Regions from separate parts of the Homo sapiens genome. Here region 2 is linked to region 1. Evidence: chromatin contacts called from ENCODE Hi-C or POLR2A ChIA-PET data. All regions are on one chromosome and are shown on one strand. The core of a region is the stretch at or near the end of the contact, and the rest is flanking DNA. Distances in the headings are between cores, read along the strand shown.

Evidence for each region. Hi-C counts contacts between places; a loop is a spot of excess contacts on that map. ChIA-PET counts read pairs that join two places held with the same protein, here RNA polymerase II (POLR2A). Pooled maps may share reads with other maps.
Region 2: a loop to region 1 is called in a map of thyroid gland, with 2.2 times the contacts of the local background. The contact joins two enhancer-like sites. A Hi-C loop is called at or near these places in 4 of 168 maps with a recorded cell type or tissue (endothelial cell of umbilical vein, naive thymus-derived CD4-positive, alpha-beta T cell, ovary and 1 more), 1 of 37 single-sample maps with no recorded cell type and 8 of 50 pooled maps. POLR2A ChIA-PET finds 5 or more read pairs at or near these places in 11 of 52 experiments (A549, A673, HEK293 and 6 more).

What each region holds. Positions count from the first base shown.
Region 1 is chr3:194,138,761-194,142,898 of GRCh38, forward strand. No RefSeq gene overlaps it. Among named protein-coding and RNA genes, the nearest start is that of HES1, 4.7 kb to the left of the region's middle. RefSeq lists an enhancer at 1,918-2,912 and silencers at 2,545-2,614, 2,705-3,124. Within about 2 kb of position 2,676, at least 33 of the 41 ENCODE cell types and tissues checked have a DNase peak (open chromatin) inside an H3K27ac peak, as active enhancers do; they include thyroid gland, where a contact is called at or near this core.
Region 2 is chr3:194,187,418-194,191,264 of GRCh38, forward strand. No RefSeq gene overlaps it. Among named protein-coding and RNA genes, the nearest start is that of HES1, 53 kb to the left of the region's middle. Within about 2 kb of position 2,019, at least 2 of the 41 ENCODE cell types and tissues checked have a DNase peak (open chromatin) inside an H3K27ac peak, as active enhancers do; they include thyroid gland, where a contact is called at or near this core.

The sequences.
Region 1 (4,138 bases), core at 1,426-3,925:
TAAAAAGACTAAATTCCATTTACTTTACAAGCAGCCATCTGGTAAGGCTTCCCTGATAAACTTGTGGTCAGTCTCTTAAAGGATTTCCAAAAAAAATGTTTTTAAGTTGCAGTCGGGTAAGTCTGCAGCCCTTGTTCTTCTAGCTCCTCCTGAGGAAGATTGAACAGGACTAAATTCACGAAGCTAATGGATCCAATCCTATTGCCCATTGCACGTTAAGGGTGGTTCCTGCAGCTCTCCTCTCAGGGTAGCTCACCAGCATCCAAAGCAAAAACACTTCCAACTGCTGCGCCTCCTTCAAGACTTGGGGTCTTCATTAATTAGCCAATCCTTTGGTTCAAATAAGACGTTCCCTAGCACCCAAAAGTTTCCTCTCCGCACCCTCTTAAAGCAAGCTGAAAAGGTCAACAGATTCCTTCTGCCAAGGGACAGTTAGTTAGACTCCCAAGTGGAGGCCGAGCCCAGATGATTAACACCAGACATGTGTTTTTGATAAGTTTCTGTGCTTGGCTCTAATAGAGAAAGCATGTGGGGGCTGTGCTGGCAGGCACACAGGCCATCTTCCCCTTTTAATACAAACAGCAAGCGACCCCTTCGCTTGGTCATGCCCCATTTCCAGGCAAGATGTGGGCTCCAGATAGAAGCAAAAGGGTTGTCTCGGGTTTCAGCTCACATAACCCTCCTTAACAAGTCCTAACTCAAAGCGGACAGCTTTAAACTGTGCCAGGATCTGCAGGGAATTTCTTCCAAATCCCATCACAAAGGCTTGTCAGATTTTGTCAGATTTGGCCAGGTGTTTGACTGCATCCAGGTGTTGGGGAAATGAAAACCACGAGCCCTGCGAGACCAGACACATCAGCCGCGCTGTGGGTCTGGCGGGCGCGCCCTCCTCCCCCACCGCCGGCCAGTCCTCCTCCCCCCCGGCCCCTCCCGCCAGCCTCCTCTAACCCCCCTTTTCTTAGACCGGCTTCTGGGAGGAGAAGGATGAGGCGGGAGAGATCAATCTTTGAAGCTTTCCTAACAAAGATAAAGCCAACGATTTTCTGTCTTGTTTCAAAAGCTTTACCTCTCCCCCGCCCTGCTCTGGCCTTTCCCACAGGCCAGTGTGGAGAGCGGCTCTATCATAGGAATGATCGGGGAGACAGCAGTTTTCCACTCAAGATACCTTCGGACCCAGCTTCCACCCCAGAGGGAGAGATTTAAAAGAGACCTTTTTGAATTTGTCTCCTACCTGCCTTACTTTGTGTACATGAAAGGTGTCCAACACACCTTCCGCCAAAGAAACACACACACACCCTTATCATTTTTCCACGTTTTCCCTCCTGTTGAAACACAAACAAAATAACAATCGTCCATTAAGACACCCAACTCAAGCACCAGTGTTTCATTTGGTAAGCCTGTCCTCTGGGTCCACTAGGAGCCCCTTAACAGTCCTGGTAGAAAAAATCAGACCTCAATGTCTTATTTTTACACAAGGAATTCCTTTTACATCGATGTCTTTAAAATTCACAGGAAAAAAAAATCTCAACACCAGTTGAAAATTCAATGTCCCTATGTTGAAGGGGAACAATTTTAAAAGTGCATTTGTATTAATATCACCGAAAGTACATAGATATCTTCCTAGGGAGGGGACTAAATCAAAGGAAAAACACAAATACGTTTTTTTCTTTTTTTTAATTGGTGATTTGAAAAGAGCACTTTTTTTCCCCCTGAAAGCTAGGTTTAGACTATTCCACGAGGATTTTTTCTTTGTTACAGTAAGGGGAGAAGGTGGAGACCCCACTAGGCTCCAAACCGGAAAGGGCACTTTCCAGTTCCTGCCCAGCTATGCCACCAAATTCACTGTGTCACCTTGGATAAGTCATTTCCCTTCTCTGGGTCATTTCCAAGTCTGGAAAATGAATGGACTTATTTCTAAGACGCTGTACCCTCCTGCACTTTGGCTGTTTCTGGAGTAAGTAGCTGAGGGAGAGGCGAAACTTCAAAAACGACTTCAATGATGTTGCCTCCCTGGGGGTCCCTCAGGCCTGGCCTAATTATACGGCCTCGGGCACACCAGCAGCCCCTCTCGCCGGCCCCCAGCAGTGCTGATCGCTCGGGGAGATAAGGCACGACTCCAAACTGCGTCCGGATGCGGGCCGCGGGCCCCGGCTGCCGCGCGCATTAGCCTCTCAATGGAGCCCTTCCGGGGCCCCGGCCCCCCGCCGTCTCCAGCAGCATCCGGAGCGGGAAAGGCGCCGAACTGGAAGGGGGTGGGGGTGCTCTTCGGTCAACACGAGAGCCCTCTCCAAGCGCAGAAGCGCGACTCCGGAGGCTCGCCCCTCCTCGCGCCCCGTCCCACCCCACGCGTTTCTGGAATGGGGACCCTGGGGTTTCGTTGGACCCCCTCGTCGTCACCACCGTCCCGGGAAACCTGTCATTAAAGTCAATTAACTTTTCCCACACCCGTTGGCCGGTAACAACCCGCTCCTAGCTTCCTCCCCGGCTCCTAAGTGCAACCAGATGGGCGGACGGGCTGCCCCCGCCGCGCGCCCGCCGGGGCGGCCCGGGGGTTCCAGGGAGGCCGCCCGGGGCCCTCCGCCCGGGCGGGAGCCGGCCAGGGCGGCCACGCCGGGCCAGCCCTGGCGGCCCTGCGGCCAAGGTGGTTCGCTTAGCAGGCCCGGCTGCTTTCTGGCAGGAAATGAATAGCTCCCAGATGAGCTCAGGCAACCTGAGAGGTCGTGAGAACGGCGCGAACCCCCGCCTGTGCAGCCGGCAGCCTGCCAGGCCGCGGGGGGAGCGGGCGGCGGCGGCGGCGGCGGCGGGAGGCCGGGAGGCCCGGCGGGCGGGCGGGCGGGCGGCGCTGACACACGAGCCCGCGCCCGCTCCCGCTGACAGGCAGGCCGCCGCCCCCGCTTCCCCCGCCCCGGGCCCCAGCGCCTCCCAAGCAGCAGGCCTAGGCCGCAGGAAGGCGGCCGCGCGGCCCCGCCGGGCCTGGGGGTGGGGCCGCCTGCCAGTGTTTTTCCAGTTCCCCCGGTAGCTCCGGGCCGCATTTAGTAGCTGGGGAAACTGGGCCGAGGCCAGGGCCGGGGCACTAGAGGCCCTCGCGGCCCGCAGAGCCCTGCCAGGCGGCAGGCCACGCCGGGGCAGGAGTGGGCAGAGCGGCGGGGTGAGGCCATCCCAGCCCACAGAGCCGTCCCAAAAAAGACCTTGCCACCAGACAGCAACCCTGGACGCCTAAAAAAAAAATCCTCATTTCTGAAAACCCTGAGCGCCTACTGAGTGCTCAGCAGGCCCAATTCCCACCAGCCTCCGCCGCACCGAGCTCCCTGTGTAGCCGGGGAGATCCACAAACACCCTCGTGACTCATCCCAGGTTTGATGTGCTAAGTGCCAAAACTGAAGTTTAAACAAAGGGCACCTAGAACAGAGAGATTAATTCTGATGAGAGGAAACCAGGCCGGGGAGGTTTTTCAGAGTTGGCACTTGAAGCCGAGAGGTGAAAGATGAGTTCAACAGGAAGGGTTAGAAGCAGAAGGGTGAGGGAAAACGCGGAGATGAACATATATACGTCCAGTCTGGGGAGATGTCAGTATGTTTACCATGGTGTGGTATCTAAGTTTTCAAATATACAAATTGGCTTAGAGGTCAAAAAAAGAAAAAGAGGGATAAGCCCTGCCGCAGTGGTTGGCTTAAATGCAATACAGCCCAGGGGTTAGAAGCACGTGGTCTGGCTCCTGGCGGCTTGGCTTAGGTTTTGAGCCCGAGGGAAATTACTGAACTCCCTGCCTCAATTTTGTAACTCTGTATCTCATTTGTAACTTAGGGCTCGTCAGGGTAGTGCTTCACAGGGTTGAGAAGATGAAATGAGTACATGCACTTAAAGCATTTAGAATAGTGCTGTCAGCTCTTCGGATTCTTAACCACAGTGAGGGACGTTCACCAGACAAGAAAGCCAGTCCCGGCCTTTGCCCAGCGATGGCAGGATCTGCTTGTAATTGCACCAGGCCCTAGGTGAAAGGACCACTGCTTCTTCCTTAGTTTCTGAATTTCATGCATTCATTTGATAATTATTGAACCAGGCACTATGGGAATAAAGGGAGAAGAAAGGCATGGTCTCTGTAACTATAAAGCTATCTGGTAGACAAGACAGCTTCCAC
Region 2 (3,847 bases), core at 769-3,268, 48 kb after region 1:
GACCATGTGACCCCTGTGTGTCATGGGAGGCAGCTAGAGGGTGGGATAGGACAGGAGGGAAAGGGCTGAAGGCACTTTAGGAGGAGGACACCAAATAAGCAAAGACAGAGAGACAGGAATACGCAGGGATGTCAACCAAGATGCCAGCAAGGTGCCAACTGAGAGGGTTAAGTGCATAGGGGCAGAGGCTTTGCAACTTCAGCATTTGAAAAGGGTCTGTTCTGGGGTCATGAAGATGGCAATGATATTAGCAGCCTGTGCTTACAGTTTTTTCGTTTCTGTCATTCTGGCACTGATCCAGTCCAACCTCTTCCAGGAACTCTGAACTCCCTGAAGGCAGGGCTGTGGCTTACCCAGCTGTGCAGCCCTAGCACCTAGCACAGAGTCTGGGGCGGCATCATTTTGTATTCAGGAAGTGCTCAATCAAGACATGGATGAATGGCCTATTGTGGACAAAATAATACCACTTTAGGACAAACTTGAGGCCGTGACATCCCAGGGAATGCTAAGAGGTTGAAGGGTTGACCTGCCATGCTGCCACCCCGCCTCCCTTGGGATCTGACCCTCCGCCTGTGTGCAGGGGCCTCCCACGGACTTGTGGCTCCAAGGTCTGACCACCAATTTCAGTGCCGTTCCACGCTGGCTATATCACCCTGGACCTGAAGCTGAACCTTTCGTGCCTCAGTTTCCTCATGTCTAAGAAGGGCATAACAGGACCAGGGTACTGTAAGGACTGGATGAGTCAATACGACATGTCAAGCTCTTAGAATGCAGCTTGGCGTGAATTTCAATGTTTAGTTGTTATTATCGTTAATTTTTACTTTATTTTTTATTTTTATGTATTTATTATTTTTTTTTTTTGAGACAGAGTTTCACTCTTGTTGCTCAGGCTGGAGTGCAATGGCGCGATCTCGGCCCACTGCAACCTCCACCTCCCGGGTTCATGCGATTCTCCTGCCTCAACTTCCTGAGTAGCTGGGATTACAGGCATGCGCCACCACACCCTGCTAATTTTAGTATTTTTAGTAGAGACGGGGTTTCACCATGTGTGCCAGGCTGGGCTTGAACTCCTGACCTCAGGTGATCCACCCGCCTCAGCCTCCCAAAGTGCTGGGATTACAGGCATGAGCACCGCTCCCGGTCTAACTTGTATTTTAAATAGTGATGATGGGTCTCCTTCGACCAGAACTTTAGCTGGGCTCCTCTGGGTCCTCTGCTTGACTAGGCCCTACCTTGGCTTCCTTCCCTGTCCTTATAGAAGCCAGTCTGAGCAAGAATCCTGCCAAGTCAGTTTAGCAAAAGTCTCCCACTTTTGGTATCTCATCACCCTGGCCGGCCTTCAGCAAGACTCCTGTTAAGTCAAGTCAGCCAGAAACCCCTTATCTGTGATATTTCCTCTTAGTAATTTCCCATCCATTGACCCCCACCCTGCTTCTTGGTTAGAAGTCTCCACCTGTCCTCGTTGCAGCTGGAGTTGAGTCCCACCTCTCTCCCCAGCTGCAAGACCCCGTTGCTGAAGTCCCTGCACCCCTTGTCTCCACGGCTCCCCTTGAAGAAAGTTGACCTTAGCATCTTGAACAAGTGTTTGAATAAATTTCTTTCTTTAACAATAGTAATGACATATTTGCTGCCAAAATTCAGATGGAGACACTTCGTGCACCCTGCCCCAGCCCAAGGGCGTTTTCATTTTACTCAAAGATTCTTGAAACCACAAAAACCTTTTAGGACCCAACGGGAAGACTGCCCAATGGAGGTGGGTTCGACAGAGACCTCCCCAGGATGAGTAAACCTGGCCCTCTAGCTGGGTGCTCCTCAAAACACACCAGCCTTGCTGCACCTGGAGTTGTTGAGAACTGCAGAATCTCAGTCCTCTTCCAGGCAGCCTGAGTCAGAATCTGTATGTTCACAGGGTCCCCCGGGAAAGGCACCGGTCTAGACGAATTCCTATCAGCCCTGCATCTGGGCAACGCGGAATCTCTCTGACCTTTACTTACGATTTGCTTTAAAAGTTAAGTGTTTAAGCACATAGGCGAGCCAGACCAGAGAACTCTCAGTTGGCAAGAGATAACCTCATTTCCAGGGACAGCTGGCTCTCTACGTGTTTGAACAAACTGGCATTATCCAAGAGCTCTAATGGTCTGAAGTCAGGCTTAAAACTCAGCAAAAATAAACTTTCCAGGAAATTTTTGGCACACCCAGTTTCCAAACCCATCATCTCAGGAATGTTATCCAAGCAGTGGCCTCTTTCCCCACATCTAACTCTATTTCCAGTTGGGACAGTTCTTTCTCTGGCCTTGAACTGACAAAACACACACAAATGAGGGAAAACAGGGAGGCCACATTTAGTGTGGGCCTTTAGATAAGTCTCCGGGAAAGTCCATAATCTCATTTTGGCACTATTAGTGTTTGGCTTCTTAAGGCAAATGTTATTTTAAAAGAATGTCTTAAACCTGAGGGACGTGTGCTCTTGGTCACTGGGGTTCAAAGAGGTACACTTGTGAGGGCGAGAAGTAGAAACCACCGTCTGTCCTTCTTGCGGCTGTTGATGCCATGTTCTTTGTTGCCTCACTTCTCCCTTTTTTTTTTTTAATTTTATTATTATTATACTTTAAGTTTTAGGGTACATGTGCACAATGTGCAGGTTAGTTACATATGTATACATGTGCCATGCTGGTGTGCTGCACCCATTAACTCGTCATTTTGCATTAGGTATATCTCCTAAAGCTATCCCTCCCTGCTCCCCCCACCCCACAACAGTCCCCAGAGTGTGATGTTCCCCTTCCTGTGTCCATGTGTTCTCATTGTTCAATTCCCACCTATGAGTGAGAATATGCGGTGTTTGGTTTTTTGTTCTTGCGATAGTTTACTGAGAATGATGATTTCCAGTTTCATCCATGTCCCTACAAAGGACATGAACTCATCATTTTTATGGCTGCATAGTATTCCATGGTGTATATGTACATTTTCTTAATCCAGTCTATCATTGTTGGACATTTGGGTTGCTTCCAAGTCTTTGCTATTGTGCCTCACTTCTCAAGTGAGCGGAACACCCAAATCTTCCTTGAGGATGAAAACTCAAATTAGCCACGTCTGTTGAACCTGTTTACAAATCCTTCTGAATGGACTGTTGTGTGATAGCCACTATAGGAATATGAGAAGGCACGATTCCTTCACTCAGGAAACTCCCAGCCTAGAAGGGACATCTTCTGTTTGACTTATTATTATTATTTTAAGACAGTGTCTCATTCTGTTGCCCAGGTTGGAGTACAGTAGCGCTATCTCGGCTCACTGCAACGTCCGCCTCCTGGACTCAAACGATCCTCCTGCCTCAGTCTCCTGAGTAGCTGTGATTACAGGCATGCACCACCGCACCTGCTTAATTTTTATATTTTTCGTAGAGACAGGGTTTTGCCATGTTGCCCAGGCTGGTCTCAAACTCCTGAGCTCAAGCAATCTGCCTGCCTCAGCCTCCCAAAGTGCTGGGATTACAAGCGTGAGCCGCTGCTCCTGGCCTCTGTTTGCGTCTTTAGCTGCACATCTCCAGATGTTTGTAACGCATCAGTCAGGGTCTATCCTAGTAACCTACTGCTCCCTAACAAATCACTCCAATTTCAGCAGCTTAAAATACCAACCATCGCGTTAGTATCTTTCATAGTATCTGTGGAAGAGGATTTTAAGAAAGGCTCAGCTGGGTAATTCTGGCTCTGGTCTCGCCTGTAGTCACAGTCAGATAGAGATGCTGAAGCAGCCTGAGCCTCCCAGGAATCCCTCTCTTCATGTGGTCTCTCCGCATGGGCTCACTTGAGCTTCCTCAGAGTATGGCGGTCTCAAGTCAAGTGTTTTCATG